Linked DNA regions of Homo sapiens: region 1 is linked to region 2. A link is an interaction called in ENCODE POLR2A ChIA-PET data of the cell type or tissue named here. Cell type or tissue: A673. All regions are shown on one strand. Links, peaks and the distances in the headings refer to the core of each region. The heading gives the core; the rest is flanking DNA.

Region 1 (13,678 bases), core at 9,335-11,834, 1.1 Mb after region 2:
GAGAGTTACTGTAACCAGATGAGCTGTAGTGAGATCCGCCGTAGCGAGATTCCCTGTAGCGAGATCTGCTGTAGGGAGAGCGGCTGTAGCGCGACCGGCTGTAAGGAGATCGGCTGTAGGGAGACCGGCTATAGCGAGAACCCCTATAGCGAGATCGGCTGCGGGACCTGGAGCAGCTGGGACCCCGGGATCGGCTGCGGTGTCGCCGCCTGGGGCTGCGGCTCCGCCGCCCGTAGCTGCGGCTCCGCCGTCCGTAGCCGCCGCCTCTGGACCTGCCGCGTGGCTCTCCCTGGCGGCTGCGGGGCAGGTCCCGGCGGCCATAGCGCGCCACCTGCACCCGCAGCTCGCGTCCGTCCAGCTCCGCCCCGTCCATGGCGGCCTCGGCGTCTTGGGCGTCGCGCCGGTCGTGAAAGCGGACGAAAGCGAAGCCCCGGGGCGCCTTGGTGTGGGGCTCCCGCGGGATGTACACGTCGCCCACGCGCCCGTACTTCTCGAACACGCGCCTCAAGCTGTCGGGAGAGGTGCGGTAGGTCAGGTTGTCCACCTTGAGGGTGATCATGCCGTCCACGTCGGGAGGGGGGCGGCCGCAGCTCATGGCTCCGAGAGCAGCCCGGGCCCGGAAACTGGCGCTGCTCTGGGCGCTGACGGTGCGACCTGCGTTTCTTTCTCGCGGTTGCGCCCCGCGTGGGGACGCCGGGAAAGGCCGGGCGGAGAGGCGGGCGGCGGAGCTCCGCAGGGAGCGCCCTGGAGCAGCAACTTCCGAGTTCCCAATTTCAGGCCAAATACTCCAGGACCCAGAGGAAGGTTTCCTTTTGGTAGCTGAACTCCAAATGAAGCCAGGCCCCGAAGATCCTGGCCTTGTACCTGGGCAACATCCTAACCTAATCAGCGCCCAGCTAATGTAATCACTGGGCTGGATTTACATTAGACGTCCCACCCTCCCATGCTCCTCCCTATTATTCTACGTTTTAAACCAATCTTAAGAACAAAGCTAACTGATTAAAGGTCAATTTATGGGAACAGGCAATCCAGACAAATATTAAACAAAAGAAACCTAGGGCAACAATATTAATATCCAGTGTATTGATAGGATCAAAGGAGCACATTTCATAGTTATTGAAAAGAAAATTCACTAGGAAAACATTACAGTGATGAACTTAACGCACCTAAACACATAACAGTGACACATAGCCAAGACTGAGAGTTATAAGGTAAAACTGAAAAATCTGCACTCATGATGGAAGTTTGTTTTTTCCCCGTAACACCGTTTTCTCAGAAATCAATAGTGCAGAGAACAAAACTAGTAATGCTATAATAATTTGCACAACAAACAACAATTTTGATCATATAACCTGCAACAACCAAAAATATATAGAAAACAGAAGAATTTCCCAATACAAGACTACAAAATAAATGTCAATTAAAATTTAATAGGTCAATAAATTCAGCACATCTGGACCTCAGTGAAATAATATTGAAGGTTAAAAATAAAAAACCTGAATCCAATCATATTTACTTGAAAATTAATAACCACATTTCTAAAACTTTTTTTATGTTGAAGTCAAGCAATTAGTAAAACAAAACCAAAACAAAAAATAAAACATTAAAATAAAAATAGAATTACAAATAAAAGGGACAATATGTTTTTTTAAAAAGATGATTAATAAAACTGAAATCTAACACTTTTAAAGAAAAAAACAATCTAGCAATACTGATGAAGAAATACAGTTTCTAAATCTGGAAAGGAAATATACAGAAAGGGCCTAGAGCATCTTGGAGTGCTGGAAAATAAGGATGTGATAAATAGAAAACAAACAAAAGCATTGATGGGGTAATTTTAGAGGGGTACAAAAACCAATAAAACAGCTCCCAATGGCCAAATCTTGAACAATTTAAGGAACAAACTAAAATACTACTATATCATATTCCAAAATATAAAATAAATATTAATCTGTGCTGTTGTAAATAAATGATTAAATAAATTAACACATTGGAGAAAAGAGAGAAAACTCCTCTGCAGGAGAATTCTAAATTAATTAAATTAATTAAAACGTTGCTGATTTTGAAAATGTTATGTAACCTTATATACATAGAATTGTGCTTTTTATATTTTAATGTATTTTGTGTTTTATTTCCCTCATCTATGTGTTCCATGTAGCTGTACTTGATCCTGTTACCTTGCCGTAAGGCATTCAATGGTATAAATGTTTGTGCTGTTGATGGGCACTTGGGTTGTTTCCACTTTTGGCCTCTTACAGTGTTGCTCAGAACATGCTTGGACATGTATACTGGAGCTCATGTGTCCTCTTAGGTATGAATGGATCCCTTGTCACAGAATACAGGCAGCCCACTGTAACCTCTGGCTTCAGCATCAGTGAATTCAGCCAACTGTGGGTAGAAATTATTCAGAAAAAAAAAACAATAAAAATAAATAGAACATAATACAGTAAACAATTATTTACATAGCATTTTCATCATAATGTAAGTAATCTAGAGATGACTTAAAGTATGTTGGAAAATACGTATAGGTTACATGCTCATACCAAGCCATTTTATATATGGACTTGAAAATCCTCAGAATCCTCAGGGGTTACTAAGGACCAAACCCCATCCACCTGCAGAATATCAAGGGACAACTGTATGTGAATTCAAACTTTACCATGCCTGATTGTTTTTCAACAGTTTTTATCAATTTACACACAGGATAGCTGTGTATGAGGGTGCTCAGTGCTCTTCACTTTTGCAAACCTTTGGTGAATATCAGACTTTTTAGTTTTAGCCAGTTAGGTGAGGGCATTAAGATTTGTTTTACCTGTGATTTCGTCCCCACACAACAGCCTGGGGTGACACAGTGAGATTTTGTCACTTAAAACTTAAAAAAAAAAAATTCATTTCCCTAACTGCAAATGAGAGTGAGTAATTTTTTCACGTTCATTGGCCATTTGGGTATTCTTACTCATAAGCTGCCTATTATGTATTTTGTCCATTTTTCTATTGGGTTGGCGTTCTCTGCACTAGCTCTTTATATATAATGGATATCAGCTCTTTGCTGGATATGAGTAATACAATATCAGTTCACACTCCTTGGTTTGTCATTTCTCTCTTTTTTTCATATCTTTTGATGAACAGAAGTCCCTCTTTATTTCTAATAGTAAAATATTATTTAAAATAGCTAACATACCTGGTGACTATAACATGGCAAACACTGTTCGGTTTACTCTTGGTACAATAAATCATTTAATTCTTATGACCTATAAGAAGATTCATACCTCTAATTTTCAGATGACAGAACTGAGTCATTGAGACATTAAGTCACTTGTTCAAGGCGGTAGAGCTAGCACTGTTAGAGTCAAATATTTAAATGACAACCCCCAAAATGATGCCTTAAAACAAAAAAAAGACTTCTCCCTTATCAAACTGTAATATTTGAGCTGATATCAACAGTACCTCTAAGCACAGATACTGAGACCAGACACAGATACATGTACAGTTGACCCTGGAACAATGAGGGGATTCAGGGTGCTGAATCCCTGTGCAGTTGAAACTCCTCAAATACTTTTGACTCCTCCCAAAACTGAACTACTAAGAGCCTGCTGTTGACTGGAAGTCTTACAGATATCAACGGTTGATTAACACAGATTTTGTATGTGACATGTACTAAATACTGGATTCTTACAGTAAAGAAAACTAGAGAAAAGAAAATGTTTTTAAGAAAATCATAAGGAGGAGAAAATGTATTTACTATACTGTACTATATTTATGGATACCTTAACCATTTACAAGATGAATAGCCTGTCTGAAATGGCTGGCAACCTCACTGCAGACCTCAATGTACCCTACACATCAAGCAATTCAACATTTTCTTATACTGTCGTGACTTTTCTCTGCTTCTTGGGAACATTTCCAGCATCACTAGTGGCACTTCGTCTGGGCCCCATAGTATTATTCAAGCTTTAGGATATTGCCCTAAACATGATACTCAAGAGATCACTTTTTACTGTGATAGACAATTTACCAGAGAGAAAAAAATTGCTCAGGCAGAGATGATTAGCATCCTGCAGCATTTTAAGAGGATACTCACCACACGAGCTCACTGCAATGGCAAAAGGAAGAGGCTACAAAATTCTTATAATAATACAGTATTACTATAGTTAATTTTATGCAGTTATGATTTAATACTATATCTTTACATTTGTTTACATTTATCTCAACTTCAAATGGCATTATGTATGGTCTGTGTGTGTGTGTAAATTCTGATAAATTTTAACTTTTTGTAACAGGATTGTACATATTTTATGGTAGCAAATGTTAAAATACACTAATATCTATACATATTTTATGCATTCATGACACACCTAATTTTTTCTTATATTTTTCAATATTTCTAGAGTACAAGATACATCTGGGAGTTTTTTCAAATTGTTCTAAATCTCCAAAAAATTTACCAATACGGTTGTGGAAAAAAAAAATCCCTGTATAAGTGGACCCATGCACTTCATTTGTTCAAGGCTCAACTGTATATGTGGGAGTCTGTATATAATAAAGGTGGCTTACCAATCCCATGAAAAGCAATCAACAATTCAATAAGAGATATTGATCTTGGGGGGAAAAATAAAATAGAGCTCTACCGTGCACTACTTAGAAGAGTAAATTAGTGATGGATTAAAGACTGTATAAAAGAGAACTTTAGGGCTATTTGAGAATATACTGAAAAATGTGTTTATGAATTCAAGGTGGGAAAATTATCTTAAAGAAGAGCCAAAAGCACAAACCACAATGAAAATTTCTGACATATTTAACTCATTCCAGTATATGATGACATAAAAAATTGAGACAAGATACAGGCTGGAAGAACAGTTTTGTCATATGTAAAATAGACAATGAATAAGTATCCTGAAAACTTCCACAGATCAATAAAAACAATGAGTCAACCCAAAAGAAGGGATCGAAGCCTTAGAAAAGGCAACTCAAAAAAAAAGGAAATCCAAATGGCCAATAAATATGAGGAGATGTATAAGATCACTAGTAATTGAGAAAATGCATTGAGACACTTTTTCTCAATTTAAATTAGAAAAAGTGAAACGATCTGACAGTGTAAAAATGGGCCAAGATATGGGGAAACCAGAACTGTCCCACTGCTAATGGAGATAGAAATTGTAGACTGACCTAGCTATTCTTAGAATAATTGAAAACAAATATCAGTATAACCAAGGAACTCCAGTTCTATGCACACAGCTGTTCAAGAAAGTGTTGTTTGACATAACAAAGATGTGGAAATAATCTACATGTCCATCAGCAGGGGAATGAATAAAATAAAAAATTACACAGGTCTATTGACTCTGTTGGAGTCACTAGGATCTATATACGTAGCAATCTGTTCAGGCCTTGTAATATTGAGTTTTTAAATAGGTAGCAGGAGGAAGAGAAGTTGTTAAAACCAAACCTGACATATCATCTTGGCTCTGTAGACTTCCGACTATAAACAGGAAGAATATGCATCAAACTCATAATTGTTATTTCTCAGAAATGAAGAGAAGCCTTCAGAAATGAAGGAACAGAGGTCATGGGAGAGGACAAAGATGGCTCTACACTTGCTCTTAGATAATTTTCATTATCAATGTTCCTTGATTTTCCAAAACAAAACAGTACAGAATAGCAAAAGCTTATGATTGGACATGGGCAAACAGCTAGATATGGGCAAATTTTACAAAGAAGAGTGACCCAAATTGAGATTGTCAGATGAAGTAACATAGAATTCTAATTACAATTGCTTGAAGAAGCCCTCCACAGCCACCCCTAACTCCCTGAACTTTCCAGAAGACTAATTTAGAAACAAGTTTAGCTGTACTATTGCTTGCTCTTATTTGGCAAGAGAATGTAAAATATTTATGAAAGTAGCTGAATAGAAACAGGAGGACAATAGGAGTAATATTTTCTACAAATTATTTGTGTGTTTATGTTTCTTTTCTTTTACTATCCAAGATTTTTTTTAATGATAGCCATTCCAGGGCATCTATCTGGCTAGGATAAGATTGTGATGCTGCTGAAGATAACAAGCAGAAATTCAGTTCTCACATTCCAAGTTGGAACGTGAGCCAAGCTACCATCTCCAGAAATTGTCAGAATCCCTTTCTTTCCTGCACTTTTATGTCCACAATCCGACTTCATCACCTAAGTTTAGCAACCTCCAATTCTCACCTGGAATATAGGAGCAAGAAAGTCTCATTTTCCACTGAAAGATGAGTGGAAGTCGTTGGTGGAAGTAGTCATCCAGATGCTAACTTGATGGAGCTGACCCAAGGAACTAAAGAAACTTCTCCAACAGATTTTTATCAAAATCTCTGTGTTTAGCCTCACTTTTACATCCAACTCTAGAGGTACCTGGTGTCACAAAATCTTGATTCCTTTTGGTTCTGCATTGGGGATTCCATTGCCCTCCAGGTTTTCTCCCTGCCAGCCTAGCATTCAGCTTTCCAGTGTTTCTTAAGATGGTTCCCACTTTTCCAGCTGCTCCTGTCTTGTCTCCTGTTCAGTTTTCTCCAGTTTAAAATACATGCAATAAAAATGCATACACCATAGGTCTCCACATCAGTGACTTTTAACATTCATATACACCCATGTAATCATCACCCAAAAGGAGATGTAGAACATTCCCATGGCCCCATCACATTCTCTCATGCCAGGAGCTTTCCAGTCAATCCCTGCTTCCCACCAGAGGCAATCACGTTCTAAACTCGATGACCACAGCTTACTTTGGTCTATATTTGCAATGAGTATGAATGAAAATATACAATAGGTTTTCACTTTGGATCTGGCTTCTTTTCCAAATCTGATGTTTGTAAGATCCAGCTATTCCTGTTGCATGTACCAGCAATACATTCCTTTTTGTTGCTGAATAATATTCAATAAGCTACAAATTTTAATAAGCTATGAGTTTTTCTATTTATATATTCAGAGATATATGAATTATCCACAGTTCATGATTCTTATAAAATGTGTAGGTATTTAGGAGGAGAACTGCTATGGATTGATGAGTGCTTAAGCTTATAGAACATTGACAAACGGTTTTTCAAAGGGGCTGTATGATGGTACATTCACAGTAGCAATGCATGTGAGAGTCAGTTGCTCTGGAAATGGAACTGTTTCTTTCAGAGCCAGAGCGCATGGTTCTAGTAAATCCAGGTGTAAAACTGGGACTGATCCATCAGGCCAAAGATCAGATGTTTGCTTCTTGTCCTTGTGACTTCTGGTGTTCAAAGTGGCATGTTTTCAATGGGGGTCACAACAATAGTTCCATACATTGGAAGCTGAGATTCTATCTCATGGCCATTTCTATCTCCTCACATCCCTAAATAACCATGCAAAGAAGGATTATAATTTCTCAGCAGGGGGACCAATCTTTATTCTCTCAAGGAAATTATGCCTTTGAAACACAAAGAAACCTAAAGTACAATTGCAGGTCAGGTCCACTACAGAGCAGACTCTAAGACTTCAGCACCAAGATCTTTAGAGTGCCTTTGGGATCAATATCTGACTAAGGGAGGTATAGGAAGCAGGTTTGAGCACAGAGAAAAGTTGATCTGTGGTTTATGCCCAAAGATAGTCAGCCGATCCTGCAGGGACTCTGGAGCTCAAATGGCCTCAGGATTGTCCTGAGTTCAGCAGAGATGGCCAAGCTTTATGCTCCAGCACTGAGCAGTCATTGGATGTGGGCTACACTCGGAAGAGACATGGCCTTGGGTAAGGCAGCTCTCTGCAGCTGAAGGCTGTCTGCCTCCTGCATTCCAGGGCCAATGAGGCTTTTTCCTATCACATAAAAATTGATTCCTTGGTCACACAAGGTGTACTGTAGGTCCAGCAGTTCTCTAGGGCTTCTCCCTTCCAGTGAGTCCAGTATGCTTTCATCTTGTGGTTCCACCATCTCAGTATTAGCTTTAGCCCCTTTTCAGCCAGGCAACTCACTCCATCTTCCTGTGTGCCTGGAGACTCTGCGTTCAGCCTCCCAGCTTGAATTTTATAAAGAATAAACTTCCATCTCTTATTACATTAGAAATGACAAAGTTGTCTGAATGAGTGAGATAGGCAAGAAAATTTGTGTTTTTCTGTTCTTTATTGAGAAGTTCAGGCAAGCACCAATTGTTTTTTACTTTAGCCCTCAAATTGCCTGGTGCTTCAACTTTGGAGCCTTAATAACATTCTGTAAGGGCAGTTAAGCAAGAGTAGTACTAAGGGGAGGGGTGGCTTGCTTCTCTGAATGTTTCCTTCTACATCCAAAACTATCACCTTCAATTTCGAAAATAAGTTTTGAATTTGTCCACTTCTGTGCATTTGCAATATGAACAACTGAGTCTAAGCAACTGTCACTCTCACTTTTAGATGGTCTGTTTCTCCTTCTGGCACATTCTCCACAGAGCAACTAAACTGATTGTTTAAATGTATAAATCACATCTTCACTGCCGTTTTACACTTCCAGTGCCTTCTCAATTCAAGTTGATAGACTACCCAATAATGCAATTAACATGAGTCACAGGGCCTAAGTGGTCTGATCTCCGCGTCTTCTTCTTCTGTGTGCCCCAGATATAAATAAGCCTCTATCGTATCGCTGGAAAAACAAACTCACCAAGTTCTATATTAGGCCTATTGCACTTACAGTTCCCTGCAGGTGGAAAATCCCAGTATGGACCTTCTTATTTTTCTCAGCTGGGGCCCCAGAAGATCTCCTGTTCTCTGAAGCCTTCCTGGACCAGCGGCTTGGCCAGCCTCTGCCCATTCTGCCCTGTCGTCCAATCCTGCTTTAGTTCCTACACAAAACACATTCCTGACTGAAACTGTCTTATTCACTTATTTGGGGGTTTATTTATTAGGCTGAGTCAATGAATTACCAGTGTGAAATATGCACACAGCTTGGAGCCTGGGAGAGAAGAGAGTCAGATGATGACACTTTTATCCTAGGGCTGCTCATCTTTCTCAGCAACTTGGGTCCTGCTATTTGGCTGAGTGCCAGGCTGGTCCTACCAAGCTATCCTCAAAGCATAACTGCAACCCAGTGCTCCCACACAACCAGACAGCCAGAACCTCATAACCATACGCTGAGCTCACTCACCACCACAAAATGTAACCAGCCCATAAAATATTCATAAGTGTTGCCTGAAATGTTCTCAAATAACTGTGAAGAAAAATGCATGGAGAATAACCTCTTCCTGCAATGTTTTTGAAATTACAATATTAGAAAGAAAGTCAGATTTTACATGTTGGTGACCTTTAATATATTTGTGAACAAATACTGGCGATATCACATTGTAAATATCTCAATGACTTAGAAATATGATGCTTTTTTTTCTGACTCTATTGACCTAATTGGCCATAAAAGGCTAGTTTTGCAAGAAGGGGAGAGTTGAGGGAGGGAGGGAGGGAGAGATAAGGGAAGAAGATTGAAGGGGAACCACACTCCAAATTCTTCAGAAGTTCAGCAGCCTCTATAGTTGGTCCAGAGTTTGGGACACTGGGGTAGATGAGCTCTCGGCAAACCCAGGAAGACCTCGTTCTCAGAGATACTCATGTCCAGTGGATGAAATCTCAGCTGGTGACGCAGAAGTAGAAGTCTCAAGATATTACAGTGTCTGAGAGGATGAAGAAAGTATAGTGAATTTGGTAACCACCTTGGACTCAGCAGTGCCTGGGACCTCACCACAGGAGCTAAGCACTGGGAGGCACTGCAATTTTAGTGGCCGGAAAATTTGCGAAAATTCGCGAAAATTCTGAGTTGTAAATGTGACCAATCTCAAGAAGCCCCCACAGAGCAGAGCAGTGGGATATAAAAGCTGACCATGGGCACAGGGGCGGGGCTCCAGCAGCACCCAGAATCCTTGGCAGGATGCTGGATCCTGGGCTCAGTGGTACAGGCCTATCCATCAAAGCTGCATCTGTGGGCAGAGGCTTAGGTTCAGGGCCTGGAGGTGTGCAGTCTGTGACCACCAAAAGGCACCTCCTGGCCAGATGGAGCCTGGAGGATTGGCTTCTGAACCCCCAGTTACAAAGGATAAGGACCACAACCACATCTACCAGTTGAAAGGTTCAGACCAAGGTTGACAAAGCCAGGGTGGGCAGTGGGTCCAAGCTAAGGTCCTGGGCTAGGAAGCATCACTGCAGGCTAAATTGGCCACAGGAACACTGGGCACAGAAATGTGAGGCAACAGGCACCACAGCTGGAGGTCATAGGCTGAGTGGGTCATGGCCCTGGTGACACAGGTGGTGCCTCAGTCCAGAGAGCCCTCTCAGGCACTTGGATCTTCTACGAGGTGGGCATCTCCAGGCTGGCTTGTGCCCTGGATTCCATGGGGTCTGCAACTAATCCCTCTTGCCTGGGTTTCCACAGCTCATTGCACTTGGGTTACAGGATGCCCATGACAGCATCCAGGGAAGAGATCACAATGGCTTCCTCACCACTGCACTGAGGCCACTTTGCTTATCACATGGTGGCAAAATTCATGGCCTCCTTGAAATTGAAGCCATGGCTGAAGTCAGCATGGTGGCCATAGGGAAGCCATTTAGATATTTAGCCCCCTCCTTGAGTTTTCCCTGCATTCAGCCTTATCAACTACAACTACAACAAAATAAATTTTGTCTCTTCCCTTCCATTAATTATAGCTCTAAAAATTTTTGCAGTGGTTAACAGCACTAATTCCATAAATTATTGACTGAAATGCCTCAAATACCTCACATTAAGGAAAATGCTGGCTTGGGTCTAAAATAGCTAACTAGTAGATAGAGAATTTTTGAATTTTATTTTAAGGAAGGATTCATTGCTTCCTTGTGGGTGTGTGTAAAACAAGACTGTTGAATTATATCAAATGCCTATCAACATCTATAAACATGATCATATGACTTTTCTTCTGGTTGTATTTACAGGATAAATTATATTCCTAGATTTCCTTCTTTAACCCATCACTGCCTTCCTGCAATAAACCCCATGTAGTCATTGTATGTCATTCTTTTAATTTATTTAGATTCTCTTAGCTAATATTTAAGTTAAAATTTTTACGATGTTCATCAATAAGTTTTGTCCATCATTTTCTCTCATTCTGCAATTCATCAGGATTTTCTGTCAATGATGTGCTTATTTTAAAGCTTGAATTTTTTCTCATTTTAAAGGCCTATTTATACTTGAAATAAAATTTTCACACAATTCCTCTGTGAAATTGTCTAATCCTTGGCATTTTTGAAGAGTCAGATCTTCCGCCCTCTTTCTGTATTTCATACACAGAAATTTATGTCTTAAACTTTCTATGTAGTAAGTTAATTTTTCTAAAAACATACATATCATTGGAGCTTTATGTTGATTTATTATTTTAGTTATTCTGACTCATTTTCTATGTATATGCATATCAATTCCTTCTTGCTACTTTCATATAATTGATCTTTTCCTAACTTGTAAATCAGAAGCTTAATCCAGTTAATTTTATTATTTGAATGTGATGAAGAAAATAATTAAGGCTGCAAGTTTTCCCCTCAGCACTGTTCTAAATGAATTTCATATATTCCTTTTTGTATGTTATTAAGTTTTAAATTTAAAAACACTCCAGTAAATGCTTATTGTATTCCAGGCATTGGCATTAACAAATTACTATATTCACTCATAGAACTGTCAACTAAACACATGAGGTAGGTGCTATCTCCATTTTACATTGAGGAAACTGAGTCATTAAGTAATTTTCAAGGTCACACTAGCTGGTAAGAGAAGCTGGAATTCAAAATCAGACTATCTTGCTCTACAGTTCATATTCTTAATAGATATTTATTGTTTTGTGGAAATTTGGCTTTTATGATTTGTGCTTCCCTCAAATCTGAGATCCATTCAATAAAAAAATTTAACCTACCAGGAAAAGGACCTGTACATTTTCTGACTTTCAAAAATATTTCAAATTTTATTGCATGATAATTCAGAATGTTTGAATTTTTTTCATTTTGTTTAAAGAAGATATTGATATTTTCTATTCACACTGATATATTGTCAAATTTTGTGATTGATTCTTTGGCAGGATAGGTTGTCAAGGACCTGACATATACTTGGGATGCAGTGACCGTGGTGACCATAGAGCCAATACAATAAGCCTTAGCAGTCATATTGTAACCGAGCTCACTCAAGCAAAGCTATCTTTAGTAGGGACTTTCCCTTCCAGAGAGCATGCACATTTTGATTTTACCTGTCCTCAAACTGATCTTTTGCTCATTACAATAGTAAAAAACACACCCATGGGTGGAGATTTAAGATGCTAATGAGACATGGGATGTATGAATAAGCATGTACAGCTACTGTACATGTACAGAAGACCATCAGGACCTGCTTACTAGTAACACCTGTTACCACCTCCTTATGAATAACCATGTAAAACTCCCATAATGGGGGTTTCTCCAGCAATAATCAATGCTGTCTCACCCTAACAAGCAGCCCTCCCTGAATTCCTTCACTCTCAGTGTGTACAGTCTATTCTGCACTTAACTTTCAAAATATTATTTTTCTTTCACAATAAATTACTCTATGCTGTTCTTCTTTTGCTGTATGTCTCTTGTTTAATTTATTTTAAACTAAGAAGAACCAGAGGTATCACAACAGCTGTCAACAGCACCTGAAGAGAGGAAGTATTTTCTATCATCTGGTTTGTCAATTCTACCTTATTGTTAATGTTATCTAAGTTTTTCATATCCTTAGGTTTCTCTATTTTTTCTGGCTTGGATGAATAAGGTGTCTATATTAGTTCATTCTCACTTTGCTATAAAGAATATACCCAGGTAATTTATAAAGAAAAGAGGTTTAATTGGCTCACAGGTCTGTGGACTGTACAGGAAGCATAGCAGTGTCTGGTTTGGGGGAGGACTCAGGAAACCTACAATCATGATGGAAGGCAAAGGGGAAGTAGGCACATCTTTCATGGTGGGAGCAGGAGGAAGGCCGGCGGGAGGTGTTACACACTTTTAAACAACAAGATCTTGTGAGAACTCTATCACAAGAACAGCACTAGGGGGATGGTGCTGAACCATTCATGAGAAACCACCGCTACAAGCAAATCACCTCCCACCAGAGCCCACCTCCAAAACTGAGGATTTCAATTCTATGTGAGATTTGAGTGGGGACACAGACCCAAACCATATCAATCCTCCCCTGGCCCCCTCCTAAATCTCATGCCCTTCTCACATTGCAACATATAATCATGCCTTCTCAAATGTTCCCCAAAGTCTTAACTCATTTCAGCATTAACGGAAATGTCCAAAGTCCAAAGTCTCATCTGAGACAAGGCAAATCCCTTCTGACTATAAGCCTGTAAAATCAAAAACAAGTTAATTACTTCCAAGATAGAGTGGGGGTACAGGCATTGGGTAAAGACTCCTGTTCCAAAAGGGAGAAATCGGCCAAAAGAAAGAAGCTAGAGACCCCAAGCAAGTCTGAAACCTAGCAGGGCAGACATTAAATCTTATACTTCCAAAATAGGCTCCTTGGACTCCACGTCTCATATCCAGAGCACAATAGTGCATGGTGTGTACTCCCAAGGACTTGCATAGCTGTGCTCCTGTGTCTTTGCAGGGTTCAGCCCCTGCAGCTGCCCTCATGGGCTTGTGTTAAGTGCCTGCAGCTTTTCCAGAAGTAGGGTGGAAACTGCTGGTTGGTCTACCATTCAGGGAT
Region 2 (17,068 bases), core at 2,082-4,581:
GCCACCACACCCAGCCACTATTTTTAACTTTCCCTTATAGATGAGACAACTGAAACACAGGCCACTACCTCACTTGCTTTGGGTAAAAAATTTGAGAGAATGTCAAAAACCTCAGTAATCAAGATTAATAATATTTTAATGTAATCCTTTAAAAAACCAAAATTAATCCTAATAAATTCATGATGATCAAAATACCAAAATATAAAAGAAAGGCAAGATTCAATAGGCAGAATGTTACAATAACTTGCCAGGATGATACAGTTAGGAAGAGGCAGGGTAAGGACTTGAACCCAAGTGGGTTGACCCCAGGGACCACATGCTTAACTGCCATCGTGTGGTCCTCCTAACAAATAATACCACTACAAGTCTTGATGTTTTGATAGGACAAGGAAAGGTACAGGCGTAGGAGCAAGCGTCATTTGGGATTAAGGGATGCCTCATTGTTTTGGACTAATTGGGACCTCATGCAAAAAAAAAAAAAAAATTCTAAAAACAGAAGCAGAAAATCCAGATGGGGCCTAAATTTTATACCTTGACCATCTATGAATTTAAGTATGAAAAAAGAAGATTTCCAAAGCATCCTCTTAATTTTTCTTCTGGCTGGCTCCTGCTGGGAGAATCAGTGGGTAAAACTACCCTGCATTCTGGCTGTAGAAATGTGATAATTAGAATCACTTAATATAACTGCAGTGTCCTCCTTGGTTCCTCCACCTTGAGAGAGATAGATGGAGCATTTCCCTTGCTTGCATCCAATCTGTGAGATTCTGGCAGGCAGGCTGCTTGTCTTGAGGGCTTGTCATTGAGAGCTGGTCACCTAGAATGCCCCGACATGTTTGAGCTGCATTGTTAAACTACATTGGTATTCTCCCAGCAAAACTCCTCTCCTTCTTTTACCAAATCAGCATTCTGTGAACACAGTATTTCCTTGCCTGGAAACATTGCAAGTTTCTGCTACACCCACCATGACTCTTCCTTGCTTTATACAAATTGGCTCTAAGGAATATTTCTGGTAAATGTGTTCATGTGTCAGGAGACTGAAACAAATTTCACATGATACACTGAAGAAAATGATCAAAGGGTTTATGGCTAGCCCCCACGGTCCCTCGCTTTAGTTGGAAGAAAAGAGAGAATGAGTTTTATACACCTAGAATTCTTGCTGGCCATGTGCTATATGATATTTAAGGTAAGTGAGAACTGCAGAGTTTTAACACTTAAACATTTGGACAGAACTTCAACTGGTGTTCTATCTTCTCTGTCGATTATATTTTTAATAGCTGTAGTAGTTGGGAATAAGTTGTTTCTCGATTTGTCATTTAAATCCAGTAGAGGTCATTTGTTGGATGTTACCAAGTGAGTGCTGAATGAGTCTACATTTCTTTTGCTGTTGATAACAATATGCAGTTACTCTTTTTCACCTATTCTTTTAGACAGAATCTCACTCTGTTGCCCAGCCTGGAGTGCAGTGGTGCAATCATAGCTCATTGCAGCCTCAAACCCCTGGGCTTAGTGAACTTGCCACCTCAGCCTCCCAAGTAGCTGGGACTATAGGTGCACACCACCATATCTGGCTAATATTTTTATTAATAGTAGAGATGAGATCTCAATATGTTGCCCAGGCTGGTCTTAAACTCCTAGCCTCAAGTGCAAGCAGCCCTCTTGCCTTGGCCTCCCAAAGTGCCAAGATTACAGGCATAAGTCACTATGCCTAGCTATAAACATTTTTTCAACAATTTATCTTAAAAATATGTATTGATCACCTATGAACTAAAATCCTAAGGGCTGTATTAGTCTCTCACTGCTATAAAAAATACCTGAGACTGAGTAATTTATAAACAAAAGAGGTTTCATTGGCTCATAGTTCTGCAGGCTTTACAGGAAGCATGGCAGCATCTGCTCTGGGGAGGCCTCAGGGGAGTTTTATTCATGGTGAAAGGCAAAGTAGGAGCGGGTGTCTTACATGCCAGGAACAGGACAAAGGAAGAGGGGGAAGGTGCTACATACTTTTAGACAACCAGATGTGAGAACTCACTCACCATCATGAGAACAGCACTGAGGAGTTCGTGCTAAACCATTCATGAAGGAGCATCCCCACGATCCAATCACCTCCCACCAGGCCTCACCTCCAATACTGAGAATTACAACTGAACATGAGATTTGGGTGGGAACACAGATCCAAACCATATCAAGGGCCGGTTATATGAGTTAGATATAGTTTCTGCCCTTCAGGAGCTTTCGGATTACTTGCTGTCAAGAAATATAACTCATAACTGTAATGCAAGATATGACAGACTAAGAAGAAATAATGGAAATATTTTGGATGCCCAATGATGGGAGAGGCACCCCTTGGAGAAATCAAGAAAGACGCTGCATTTTAGCTCAGCCCTATGGATCAGAAGGATAAAGAGAGGTGAAAGAGTGTCCCAGGCAAGGGCAAAGGCAGGAGCTGAGGAAGGATGGATGGAGCATGTTCTGAAAAAGGAAAGTGTCCCGGTAGGCTAGAAGAAAGTGAAAATTAGACGAGGGAGTTTGAAGTGTATTCAGCAGGCACCAGTGAGCAACAGAAGGTTTTGTGTTTCAGCAATGATGGGAGATAAGTAGAGCTATGCTTGAAAGCAATGCTTTTCAGACTTTAATGTGCATTCAGATCACCAAAAGAGTTTGTTAAAGTATACATTTAGATTCGGTAGGTCTAGGGAGGGGCTTAAGATGCTGCATTGCCAAGAAGTTCCCAGGTGATGCTGATGCTGCTAGACTGTAGAACACGCTTTAAGCAGGGAGACTTCAGAAAAATGCTGTAATGGGAGGCAAAATAAACTAGAGTTGGGGAGGCCTGGAAACTGTCAAGCAGGGGTTAGTATGGTGGCCCTACAAGGGTAAAGCAGGTCTGAACTAGAGTAGTGACCACAGGGATGGAGACGAGGACTATCTGGTGGCAGTCAAATTTTCAGGGCTTAATACTATCTTATGTAGGGTGAGGGGGAATGGGTCGCTCATTAATGACTCTAAGACCCCAAAGCTGTGGGTGTGGGTGCTTTGAGCATGTCCCTGCCCTAACTCTCTGCTCTCATCATCCTGAACTACTTGCAATTTCCTCAGAGTTGCCAGGCTGTCTGTCTGGGCTTGTGTACTGTTGCCAATGCTTCAAGAAATGCTGACGTCTCTCTCCATCCCCTTACTAGATTAACTCCTACACAACCCATAGGATTCAAGGTAAGTGTCACTACTTCCCAGAAGTCTTCCCGGGCACCCTAACCCACTCCCTGCTCCCAGTCTGGGTTAGGTATCCTTCCTATGTGCTCTCACTTTATCTTGCAAGGTCTCATATCCAAGCACTGTGTATTCTGATTACACACTTGTCATTGAAGCTGAGCTTCGTGAGAGCAGGGATTATCTTTTTCAGCTTTGTGACTTCATCACTCCCACATAGTAGAGACTCAGTAAATGTTTGATGTATGAATCAGGAGGAAGAGCAAAGCTTTTCTTGCTGTGATGGCAATAACTTTTGTATTTGTCAAAAATTGTTAACGAAATTTCAAGTCAATTATTTAGATATTGAATTTAATTTAGATTGGTACATGATAATTTGAGGGGTAGAATATTCAGGCGAAGATATCCAACAAGTAGTTAGAAGTTTTGGAGTACAAATTAGAAGACAATTTAGTACTGGCCATGATGACTCAGGAGTCATATGCATTGAGGTGACAGTTAAGAACATGGCGGTGGATCAAATAAAGACAGAGAGACAGGCAGAGCCAGGCAGAGACAAAGGAAGAAGGAGAGATCAGCAGAGAAATTTAGAAGAGAGAAGGAGAAGGAGACCGAGAGAAGACAGAAGGAGACAAAGAGAAGGAGACAGAGAGCAGACAGAGGCAAACAGAGACAGACTGAGGACAACTTTACTTTTCTTTTTTTGAGACAGAGTCTCACTCTGTCGCCTGGGCTGGAGTGCAGTGGCGTGATCTCAGCTTACTGCAACCTCCGCCTACTGGGTTCAAAAGCAATTCTCCTGCTTCAGCCTCCTGAGTAGCTGGGACTACAGGCACATGCCACCATGCCCGGCTAATTCTTGTATTTTTAGTAGAGATGGGGATTCACCATGTGGGCCAGGCTGGTCTTGAACTCCTGACCTCAAATGATCCATCTGCCTCGGCCTCCCAAAGTGCTGGGATTACAGGCATGAGCCACTGCGCCTGGCTGAAAACTTAACTTCTCATTTTTTTTTTTTTTTTGTGACGGAGTCTCACTCTGTCACCCAGGCTGGAGTGCAGTGACGTGATCTCAGCTCACCGCAGCCTCCACCTCCTGAGTTCAAGCAATTCTCCTGCCTTAGCCTCCTGAGTAGCTGAGATTACAGGCGTATGCTACCATGCCCAGCTAACTTTCTTTTTGTATTTTTAGTAGAGACAGGGTTTCACCATGTTGGCCAGGCTGGTCTCAAACTCCTGACCTTGTGATCTGCCCACCTCGGCCTCCCAAAGTTCTGAGATTACAGGTGTGAGCCACCACACCTGGCCTACTTTTCAATTTTGAAGAGCTTCTGTGATACCGTGGATGAGGCACATGACTGGGTTGCATGTCACAGTGGAAGGCAATGTTCGTCACAGAGGGCTACTGGAACCTTTAAGAGGGAGATCCTAAAGTGACGAGGTTTAAGATGCCGCCTTAAGCAATAGGGCTATATGTGAGGTCAGGATTCAGAAATCAATTTCACATCCATGCTAACTGGGCCTGTTTTACGCCTTTCTAGCTTCCTGCCTGGGCAGAATCCATTCGTCAAAATGTAGATGGACTTAAAGCTTTGTCTCAACTCCTCTGTCCTTTGGTTTCCAAACCACTTTATGAGATCATCTAATCAGCTCACACATGTGCTGTCTGTCTTTCTCATACACACACACTACTTCTTCCTGCCTTCTCCTATCAGGTAGTGTGCGTGCTTATGTGTGTGTGTGTGTGTGTGTGTGTGTGTGTGTGTGTGTGTGTGTGTGTATTTTTCAGAATTTTCAGACTTTTCAGGCCAGAAGGACATTTCCCCACTTCATATTGATCCCCAACATTTCAGGGAAAGCAATGCATTAAATAAAATAATGTTCAGCTTCAGGCGGGTAGGCACCCTGCAAATCATAGTGTAGACAGGCACCTACCAGGCCTCCAGAAAGAATGACCACACCTAGGCTTTTTTTTTTTTCATGTTACCCAAAGCAGCATTTTAACAGACTTCTATTGTGTTTTCTCCATTCAGTTCACTTAGAGGGTGACATTTTGCCCTCAAATTCATATGTATAGTTGCTCTAAGAGACTTTCAGAGCTGCATGCCTGACAAAATCAGACCTTCTGTTTTATCTGAAACAACCCCCCAAAGAAAATCATTGAATCTGAATGAACAGAACAATTCTTTATGTCCACGGGAGACAGGCAGACAAAACCCAATAAAAATGAAGAAAGAAAGAGACATGGCAATGATTTGTTTTTCATAATTACTTATTCAGAGTAGAAAGGAGCAGGGGAAGAGGGTTCCTTTTAACATGTCCCGACGTGACAGATGAGGTGTGCTCGTCGTGTATACGCAGGAGAGATGAATGCACCACAGTCTTGTTAAAGGAGATGCTTCTCATTGGACAGAGATATATTTCTATCTGGAATGCTGGAGATAAACACCCAGCATTTTACTCCTCATTTTCATTATGCCTAAAGCCCCTGACTGTTCTTTCAGAGTGGCAGGTGATGTGACTAGCATGCATCAGACCATTCTTTTCTATGTCCTGTGGCAAAAACAATCCCCCTTTTAAGACACAACACAGGGGTACCCCAAGTGCATACTTTGCTCCGAACAATACCCCTACAATGTGCATGTGATAGATTCGGAAATCATACTGGAGTGTAAAAAACTACATCATCTCTAAATTCATTTTCCTTTCCTTATAACCAGTTTACTTTGGTGCAAAATTTGCCCAAGAAGGGTTTTAGCCAGAAATCAATGGAGAGAAAGAAAAAAGGAAAGTTTTAGTTAAATTGTCTTTGTTTCTTCACCTACGTGGAAAAGGTAAAGAAACTTTTTCTACTTAAAGCACATAGCCTTTGCTCATGGAAGAGTCGAATCCAAAAGTTTCTGACTTGAACTATAAAAGCCATAAATCAGATCTACGATTTAAAAAAATATAAACTAACACTATAATTTTTCATGTATCTGATTAAGGGAGGGTTTAATGCATTCATGAATCATTTCCTAAGACTGTTATGAATTCAAGGATAAAGGATGAAAAAAATGATAAGTGCAGGAAGTATAAAAATAAGGGTTATGCTATAAACTTTTATGTATCCATATTACAGTCATGTAGGGACCTAGATTGTATCTAAAGCCATGTAAATATATAAGTTAAAACTTGGGGATTTGTGGGTAGCTGGGAGATTATAGTCCACATCACTCATCTTATAGAAAAGGAAGTATTGAGGAAAAAAGTTTAGCTGTATAGCATATATAGTATTATTTCTTCAGTCATGCATATAATTACTTATTACAAATTTTCTTGCACCTACAATGAGCCAGATACTAAGTACACTACAATGAGTTTGACACTAACTCATAAGTGGGTATTCTATAAATGGTTTCTTAATAAATGAAGGATAGAACATGATCTCACTCTGGGGTAGCTGAAAGGTTGAACTCAAGTCTCATGATCCCCAGGAGATCACATGGCCTTTCATTTTCAGCAAAGAGTGTGCCAAAACAGGTTGGTCTGGCACCATTTTTCTCAGAGCTTCTGCATTAAAAAAGGCTGTCAACTGCCTCTTTTCACTTTTAAAGAATCTCAACAAAAATAAGTAACCAACAGCATTTTCAACATCAAACTACTTCTCTCTTACAAACCCAAATGAACAACTGTCAATAGATGAGGAATCCTCAAGTTTGGATGACACAATCCTGCCTCACTGCTGTATTCAGAGTCCATGTTGTAGGATGAGGAGTGTAGAAAACCCTGATGCTGCCATTTACTGAGTACCTATCTCATGGCAAGTATTTGAGGTCCTTTACACAGAGATTTCATCTAATCCTCAAAGTAAACTATGATATGGTGTGATCAGCTCACACAGTTGAAGATGCTGAAGGTCAAAAATGTTAGACAACAGACTCATAACAGCTGGCAGGTGATATATCTTAGATTTGGACTCAGCCCTTTCTGACTCTGAGTCCCATGGTTTGTCCCCTGTCCTGCCTCCCCGATTCACTGCTAATAGCAATATTGTATACAATTCTTAAAAATCATTTCAACTATGAGCAAGTAGTGAGTACATATAGCCAGACTGGCCCTGAGCATGGTTTCTCATTTTCTCTTGTCAAAACCTACCAGATCTCATGGCCTGCTCAAGGATCCCAAGAGATGGAATTCCTTATAAGAAACCTATCTGGTTTCCTTCAAATAGTTAAGCTCCTGCTACCAATAATATTATAAAAATTATATCCTGAGGGTGCTCTTATGTAAGATACCATGCTACCACAATGATATGGATATATAAACCTTTTCCCTCACTTTGTGGTTATAGGAGTAGATTGAAAATCATCCATATTTTATGTGATCATACTGCATGTCACAATGTTTGTGTGTGGCACACACACGTGTAAGTATACAATTTTTTTTTTTGAGACGGAGTCTTGCTCTGTCACCCAGGCTGGAGTGAGGTGGCATGATCTTGGTTCACTGCAACCTCCGCCTCCCAGGTTCAAGCAATTCTCCTGCCTCAGCCTCCCTAGTAGCTGGGATTACAGGCACCCACCACCATGCCCGGCTAATTTTTTGTATTTTTAGTAGAGACGGGGTTTCGCCATGTTGGCCAGGCTGGTCTCGAACTCCTGACCTCAGGTGATCCGCCTGCCTTGGCCTCCCAAAGTACTGGGATTACAAGCATGAGCCACCACGCCCGAACAAGTATACAATTTTTAAAAGCCCTCACACATCATGATTTTATCAGGACAGTCCCTTTAATAACTTAGGAAACTGTTAGAGGATTTATTTTAACACAACAAGTAACAGGTTACACAGCTAATAAGTGAAAGAGACAGGACCAGAACCCACACGTCTTAACACCTAGACAAATATTTCTTCCACTGTGCCAGGCAGTTGAAAATTCCCAGCCTTATCATGTGCTCTTCATCTTTTCCCTAAAAATTCACAAGGCAGCATGATGTTATCTGACTTATCACTCACTGTAAATATTTTAGCATTTAAATGAGGAGGCAGAGTAAAGAGAAAAATGTTTCTGTAGAGATTTTTGCAGAGATAGAGAGTTCTTGGTCTCCATCCAAGGATCTTGAGCGTTTAATGAGACTACTGTCCACGAGTTGGTACAGGGTTTAGCAATATCATGGTAGCTATTTGGCGGCTCATGGTCTTCCTCAAGGTCTCCAAAGGGAAAACAGGAAGCAAGGCTTAGTTCTAACAGAAGCTGGACTCTGGTCTTAGCCCTAAATAAAGCATGCCACCTCTCTGAGCTTCAGTTTCACTATTTTTAAAATGAAGGTAATAATTCCTGTTTGCCCAACCCACAGACTTGTTTTTGAGAGTCCAGTGAGGTAATGCATGTGAAACTTCCTTGAAAACCATTAGTATTAAATGCCATACAAATGTAGGGATTATTATTAATATTATTAATGGATCACAAAGATTCCATAGCACTGAGAAAATGATGAAATGAAAATAATCCAATGCATTGGAAGTTGATCAGGGCAGCCTTCACTCCAAATTACCTTTGACTTGTCCCCTGTCACTCCCTAGAATCTAAAATGAGGAAAGTCATTTCTCTTCCACGGGATTTGTATAAGAGTGAAACAAAATGTCTGTGAAATACCTAGAGTAGTACTTGGTATATATCTGGCCTCTTTTCTAAAACTTCCCGAGATGAAACCCTATCTCTCATCAGATAGCCTGCCAGATGATCTAACACAGGATAGCAAGTATTCTTATTATTTGTTACTGTTTCTATTATTCTCAATTTAAACCACTTCCTATAATTTCACAGTAAAAACAGAGCCATTCATCAGATAATAAGCCCAGTGGTCTCTCTCTTCTAATCTTCTAAGGTCAGCTACATGGAGGGGAAGGGGGCAGGTAGCACAAATATCTGAGGAATTATATAGGGATTGAGGGCCCTAAATCCATGAAAAAGAGCTGATTAATTCCTCTACATATGGTTGAACAGAACCCACTTCTACCACTTACTCTATTCGTCCCAACCTGCCTCCCTCTTCTCCCCTCATTCTTGGCTTACTGGAAGATTTAACCATAGCTAAGCATGCTAGTCAGCAATGGATTATAGACACTGAGTTTCTTTCTCAATAAGCATTCTTAACTACATTATAAAAATTCTTCTCTAGATGTACGTATTTGTTTAAAGTCCTTTGAGACTCTAATTAATGTTACTCAGCATCTTCCCAGCAATGTGATCCCAGTTGCTAATTGTTTTACCTGGTTAGTAAAAGGTCTTATCAGTTAGGCTGCAGAATTGAGACGAGAACTCCCAGCTCTGAATAAAAAGCCCAAGCTCATTTCTTTATGTCATACTTCCAGCCATGAAATTATTAGACTCCTATAAACTCATCATTTCAATTGCTGTCCTGTTCCTTCATTCTCTACCAGACCTCCCAAGCAAGAACTCCAGGATGATACTTAGTGCAATTGTGCTAACATCTTCAAACACTGCAGTGAGGTGTTTGAAATAAAATGTGTAATTATGGTAGTGGAAAGCTACATCTGATTCCAAACAAACCTCACGTTCCCCCAGCTATAATTAGAGAGCAAGGTTCGCGGCACAGATTTTCCCATGAAATCCAGTTCAAGTAAGGCTTCTGTTCTTTCAGAGGGGCTCCTGGAGGTGGAGATTGTGATTAAATGGTTTGACATTGGTCCCCCTTCCACATTCTAAAGAGATTGTCTATTATCATTCTTGGAGTCTAAAAGCACAAAATATGTGCAAGGAATTAATGTTGTTTGGAGTTTTGGATAATAATCTTCCAATTTATTTGTCTCTGAACAGGGACAAATTAGAACAGGGAAGGAAAGTTACAGACACACACCCACAGAAACCCACGGACCAAAGTGTGCAGAAGTAAAAAACCGCCTCTTAAATGTCTCCAGAGAAATTTATGGAAATCGGAAATCCCTGCAGCTTCGGATAAAACTAGACATTGTTTTGAATAATCTCACAGGCCCCTGCAACTTAAAATCCATAATAATAGGAGCAAGAGCGACATGACCGAGGGCTCAAAGATTTTCCTGTTTCCTATTAATATTTGAGGACTGTCCATCTGAATCTTCTCAAAAGCATAGATTTCTTGACTGCCCTTGGAGGACTTTTGTAATTAGGCATATTTAAGCTGTACCATGTTATACTGCTACAGGAAGAATCCCATTTGTCAGCAGTTTTAAACTTTGCCAAATAAAGGCTTATTGGCAAACGGCAGTGAACACTCTGATAATGACCCAACTTTAGAAAACACACACCCTGCTGTGTTGTATTCAAGCCACAGTTCTGTTGAAATAAAAAAGAGAGACAATGCCTGCTTTCAGACACTAGAGATCCTTTGTATTCCAATAAAAGTCTAAATTAATGTTTTAAAAGGTTATTGCTATTTTTTCCCATTTAGCTGGCATCAGTTGTAAGTCTTATTTAGACAAGGTCCTACGTTATTTTACTATTTCTTTTTGCACAAAAGCTAGTATTTGATTGTGTTAGATCATCAGCTTCTGGTTTTCATTAGACAAACCTGAAATACCCTATTATTAAGATTAAACAAAAAAATAGTTGTTTTCTTATTCTGAAACCTATTATTTTGAGGCTGCTCTGACCAGAGGAAGAGAAATCAGTTTTGCAAAACCTGATGGAGAGATACGTCAAGAGGAGAAGCAATAACCTCATCAATGCTGCATTTAGGTTGCTTTTGTAAATGAGATCCCTTCCTGGATCTGACAATGGGAAGGAAGGATAATTTCGTTCTTTGGCATTGGCAATACTTTCTTTAGTATAAAAGGACTTTCAAAGTGCAAAATATAGGGCAAAGAATACTGTTTGCCTATGTAATGTCAGCAAACTGGTGAGGTGCTGCAGAGAATCTGCAATAACATCGTACTGGAACCTGAGGGTTATGAGATCTTAGATCTCCATGTCATTTACGCTTACCATGGTATTTTCTCAATGTTAACTCTCAGAATAAGCCCTTAGCAAGTGGTGGGTATTTTTCCAGTCATACCAGTTTAACAGGGAAAAAGAGAGTCAGAGTAACATTCACAAATCAAGATTTCCCTAATTCTTCCATCATTCAGATGGGAACTCTAGCCCCTTCAGATTTCTCCCAAATAGATGAGAAATTTTCTAGGGGCACCTCATATGGACTCTTCCTCCTGAATTATTCTTACTGGTCCTTTGGGTTTCAACATAGAAGTCATTTCTTCAGAAAACCTACTCTACCAAACTGAAGAGGGGTTAGGTGCCCCTCATATGTGCTTGCAAATTATTATAGCTCTATCCATACAATATTGTGATTGTCTCTGGTCTTGTTGCTTTCCTGCACTAGATTGTGAGCACCATGACATTAGGGATCATATCTTTTCATTGTACTGTTAGCTACACATAACAGACTGCATGCTATACGTTGGTAAATGTTAATTAAATGAATATCTTCTCAGGCTAGCTTTTTTGATCGCCCCAACGCCTTGGCTAGTTTTCTCTCATCCTGCCTCAGATTGCTGTGGTGATGCGTCCCGCTAGCACCTGCAGAGACAGCCCTGTTGGTAATGTTGGCCACAGTGCCAGCTCTGCTGCCAGTGCCCATCGATGTGGACATGGAGGCGGTCCTAGCTTCAAGCTGACGGTGCTCCCCTGCTGATACAGAAACTCCTGATTCCAAAGCTACATTATTTTGTTTGTTTTATGCCCTGTGTCTTTGTATCACCACCCCCATTGCTAAGGCCTGGTCCTTATGTGTGGAGAAGGAAGGCAATCGGAGGGAGGAGGTCTTCTGTGCTCAGAATCACCCCTTTTTCTATGATAGTGCCTCAAACTCATTTACCTTGGCTCTCATCCCTGAGGATGAGTTTTTTCTTGCGATACTCTTTGGTTCCTCATTTAAATGGACCCTGGTGGGATTTCTCTTCTCCATCTGACAGACCTAAATATGCCCTGTTCTCAGGGTAAGCACAACTGGGGCTCTAGCTGGGGCCTCTTACGTAGTATAAAGATAAAGAACTATCTGTGCATAGGGAATCTTTTGCTCCTTTGTATTTCAGGGGAGATGTCAAGGGTCCTGGTAGGGTTTCCAGGTAAAATACAAGATATTTAATTAAATTTAAATATTAAAATACAAGATACTTAATTAAAATTAAATATCTGGTAAACAGCAAATAATGTTTTGTTTTGTTTTCCAGTATGTCTCAAATGTTGCATGGGACATATTTGTACTAAAAATGTGCTGCACTCCAGCCTAAAAGTAAGCACCTCACCAGAAGGATGTCATGTCATCCTTCTTCCCCCATATACCTAGGCTTATCTTAAGCCTTTGAGTATTGGATAACTAACAATAAAGATATGGTCAACAGTATGGTAAAGACAGGCCAAATATTACATGAGACATACTTATGCTAAGAAATGACTTGTTTGTCTGAAATTCAAATTTAACTAGGCATCCTATATGTTTACTTATTACATCTGGCCAACCTAGTCCTGAGTCAAAAGCAGCAAATAAAGCCATTTGAAAGACAGAGACAGTGATGTTCCTGTGTGTCCCTAAAATGACAGCTCCTAGCATGGCCCGTGATGGAATAAATGGAGCCAGTCAAGTGTATTTGACCTCCTTAGCCCATAGGCTTACCCTAATCCAGACTGGTGGGCTCTAGAGGGAGGAAGAGCCGCCTGACCCTCAAGTTCTAGACTCTGGAGGTATCTGTCATGTAGATCTGGAGTGGTGGAAGGTCCTTTGGGAACTACTGAACGATGGAGAGAGTGACGTCTAGGGGCAACACTGCTACCTCTGGCAGCACTGCTCCAGGCTATATCAACTGGAGCTGAGAAGTGCCTCTGCATGTAAGAGCTCTGGTATAAAGTCAGCAAAATTTAGAGAGTAGCTTCTTATGGTTTGCTCAAAGAAACTCCAAGATCTTGTCTTCTGCTGGCCATTCATCAAAATTGGCTTAGATTCATCTCAGCCTGTTCATGTTGGGCAGAAGGGCTGTGCCTTAGCCCAAAACTACATACCTCACCAGAGGCAATAACAGTGGTTTTAATGCTGTCTTTTCTTTCTCATCTATCTGGGCTGATTTTTAGCTTTTGAGGATCAAAGAACTAACAAGAAAAATATAACTTGTCAACAGTATGGTGAAGTCAGGCCAAAGCAAGAAGGTGAAAATGAATTGATATTAGCAGGGTAAGCAATTAATTTTCTTCCTTTAGTCCTGGCTTTTGTGCTTGCCACAAGTCTAATGGAGTACCAGATGAACCATGCCAATGCCTGGGCACTAATAACAAAACAAAAGCTGATAAAGATGGATAAAATCATCTATGGAGGCAGGAAGCAATTAACCACATAAAGAAAGTGAAACATCATCAATGATAAGCCTCAGCAGCAATTTACTTGGGTTTGAGAACTTTTCGTTCTGATGGTTTTCAATAAGTTTTCCTCATTTTCTGCAGCTTCCTTAATTCAATAGATTTTTTTAAAGATAGAATTATGCAGTCATTACTACCCACATACCCAGGCCTTCATTGCATCACGGAGAGTAGATGTGGGTGGAAAGAGTGGGAATAGGCAACAGAGACGGAAATTTCAAAGGCCCTTAATGTTTGCCTTTGCTTGAGTATTTTGTATTATTTTGGTCTTTGCCATCATCTGGTATTGCCCTGAGCTTCTGCACTGTCTTTATGAAAAACACTGAAAAACAACAGTTGTTGCTGACCAAAATGATTATGAGTAGGTAAAGGGGAGAGGTAGCCCCAGAGGTCAGATTTCCTGCTGTCAAATCACCTTTCTCTAGGGATCAAAAAATTATTGTGATTCTTGGTAAAGAATTTAACATGGTTGGGGATTTCTTATTCTCTCTTAAATATATCAAAAAAAAAAAAGGAACTGTTATATATCAAGTATTTGATATGATAATTGTTGGATACCACTGTCTTTTTTTTTTTTTTAAGACAGAGTCTCGCTCTGTCGCCCAGGCTGGAGTGCAGTGGTGGGATCTCAGCTCAGTGCAAGCTCTGCCTCCCAGGTTCACGCCATTCTCCTGCCTCAGCCTCCCCAGTAGCTGGGGCTACAGGCGCCCGCCACCACGCCCGGCTAATTTTTTGTATTTTTAGTAGAGACAGGGTTACACTGTGTTAGCCAGGATGGTCTCGATCTCCTGACCTCGTGATCTGCCCGCCTCGGCCTCCCACAGTGCTGGGATTACAGGTGTGAGCCACCACTGTCTTTTTTCAGTGGTGAGTGATAGGCCTAATGTATCTGATCGCTGTACAAAGTTGTATTAGGAAAGCTGATTTGGTTTGTGGAACATTACCAATATATATATGGAAAAAGGTTTTATTACCACATGGTTCTGGCATATCTTCCTTGTAAGGTATTGTAAGTATCAAATGACAAGGGAGTTCTGGAATTTACTACATGAGAAAGTATAACTAGTGACTTTTCATATTTTTGGAAGACTAAAGAAAAATTAAATTTTAGAATGGGTTGTGAAATCTCTTTCTTACCAGCATTTTATGGTAGAAGACAAGCATCTGCCCTCAAGTTTTAGAAAACTGGTCTATATAAAAGTAAGGGACTCAGCCAGATAAATCAAGCACCCTAGGACAATACAAAGTTGTCAGGAGGATTCCCAGGTTCTGGGGATCATAGAAACTCACCGATCTCTACCTGGAAAGCTTTTTGGGGCCTTCCTGGACTATGTCTCGGAGGTGCTTCCTGCTCAGGCATTTCCAAGTGAGGATGCATTATCAAACCCAGTCCCTGGTGGTTTACCCGGCAATCATTATTCACCAACCCCCCCATCTTTCTTACCCTCTCTGAATGCTGGCTGACCACTTGGGGGTAAGGAAAACAGGAAGAGTGCAATAAGATCGCCCATTAGCAGCCATTAGGAGTTCAACATTCATATCTCAGCAGTCACTGGAATAGATTTTTCATAAATTTCCTGAGCACCCTTGTGGAACACAATATAAGAGGCAGCCATTTTGCTCCCTCTTTTACAGATGGCATAAATAACTTCCTTTGGCCACAAAGCTTCAGAGTTAGGAGCTATACAAAGATCTCCTAGGCAAGGGGCAGTAATATGAGCTCAGGTGGCGGTCAGGTGGCTGTCTGGAAATCAGTACTTGAAGAGGGAGACAAAGGAATAGCTTTCAGGGATTCAGCCAACAAACACAGGTATCAGCATGGACGACAGGAAAGTATATTTTTCTTCATTTTTTGGCATTCCACCTTGCTTCATGTCACCATTTTTGGGTGTTCAAATCTTTGATTACAAAAGGAGGATCTTGAGGTATACAAAAAACCGGAATCCTGTGTTCTTATTAGCCTAAATATGTGAAGGACTTCTTTTGGCCCTAATAACGCCAAGTTAGCTAACATTTACCACAGTCATTTTTTAATCATTTGGTTCAAAATAGGAATGACAGAGGCCAAAAAGCCTACCAGTTATAAAGACATTGTTCTTGATGGATACAGGAATATTGTGGGGAAAAGGATGGAAAGGGGGAATTATTTCACTGAAAGAGACTACCCTTTCATATAATTAGCACATAAAAAAGATTGTTAAAAAATAACAGTCTTAGGAACCAAGTATTAAAGATCAATATATTTAATAATTTTCAGGTTTAATGCAATTATAAAATTCTAATTTTCTAATAATAATATTCATTATCCAAGTGATTAATATTAACCATAAACACCCACAGTTTCTTCTGTCTCCCCTGCCCACCGTCTTTCAGACACACTCACACAGTGTATGTGTAGTATATTAAAATGGAGACTGAATGGTCAATGAGTTTGTGGACAATACCATACTTGTTATTCTTTTTCCATCTGAAAGGCAAGAAACAAAGGAATTCCAAAGCTTAGATCATGTGAGGAAACTCTTTCTGGCTCCCAGTACATGTGTTGTCCAGTTCTTAAAATGCACAGGCTAAAGCAAACTTAAACTCTTATTCAAAGTCTTTGTTGAAGAGACAAAGGAATTGGGTTTTCCCTAAAGATTTTTCTAAACTAGTCAGATTTGCTTCTTTTGATCCAGGCGTGTAAGAGACAGTAAGAGAAATTTAGTCTTGGGAATCACTATTTTAAACAAAGGCCAAAAACAGTGGTGTCTATTTTTAAAGCCTCCTCATTTCTCCCCAGAACCAAGTGCAAGGTAATTTGAATTCGGTTTCCAGTCAATATGGTTAACCTGATTTCACTCTACAATTTAGCAGTCTGTTCTTTATACTTGATTTCTATGATATTAAGTGCATGCAACATTTCCTTCCCTTTTAACCCGGTTTCCACTTACAGTTTTCTGTGTATTTGAGATCTGTTTGGTGGCCTGCCTGAACTCATGGAAAATTGACGACACTGAAAGAGAATTGTTGTAGTTAAGCTTCCCTGATGGCATTTTTTAAAAAACAACAGTGGAAAAAAATAACAAGGCACTAGTCAGATGTGATTTTTGGCAGATACTTCACTCAAAGTGCTCAGGGCATCCCCAGAAATTATAACCCCTCAAAGATGTTCAGGGTACAGTAAATAAAGCAAGATACAATTATTTTAATGTTCATCCTATTGATTCAGTTCTCTTCTCTGCAAGGTCTTAGTAACAGGGATTTTGATCTAAGTGAAAGGTCAGCTTTGAAGTAAGTGTAAAGTTATTTACAGGAAATGAAGCAAAAAGTGGGCTTTCATGCATTTTGAAATTTCTTTATTATTGAGGAGAAAATGAACTGTGTCATCAGCTGAAAGAAAAACAGATGCCTAACTTCTCATATTAAAGTTAAATAAATACCTACCATACTAGAAGTATGCTATTAGCTCTGAAATTTGAAATTCACCATGGTCTGTTTT

Evidence for each region. Peaks named below come from ENCODE experiments on the same cell type or tissue, not always from the same donor. Only the 100,000 strongest peaks of a DNase experiment are listed, where the experiment ranks them.
Region 1: POLR2A ChIA-PET joins it to region 2 with 11 read pairs; 2 of 35 experiments call an interaction of 5 or more read pairs at or near these places.

The regions. Positions count from the first base shown.
Region 1 is chr11:95,054,144-95,067,821 of GRCh38, reverse strand. It overlaps SRSF8 (serine and arginine rich splicing factor 8), which reads right to left and starts at 903. Exons shown (of 1, transcript NM_032102.4): 1 at 1-903. The coding sequence starts at 595. It also overlaps the pseudogene LOC100420803. RefSeq lists enhancers at 408-597, 322-1,079 and a silencer at 848-927. In A673, for the core only: no CTCF peak of the experiment used is centred there; no DNase peak of the experiment used is centred there.
Region 2 is chr11:96,136,578-96,153,645 of GRCh38, reverse strand. All of the region lies in intron 1 of MAML2 (mastermind like transcriptional coactivator 2), which reads left to right. Among named protein-coding and RNA genes, the nearest start is that of MIR1260B, 200 kb to the left of the region's middle. RefSeq lists an enhancer at 2,860-4,059. In A673, for the core only: no CTCF peak of the experiment used is centred there; a DNase peak (open chromatin) is centred at 3,395.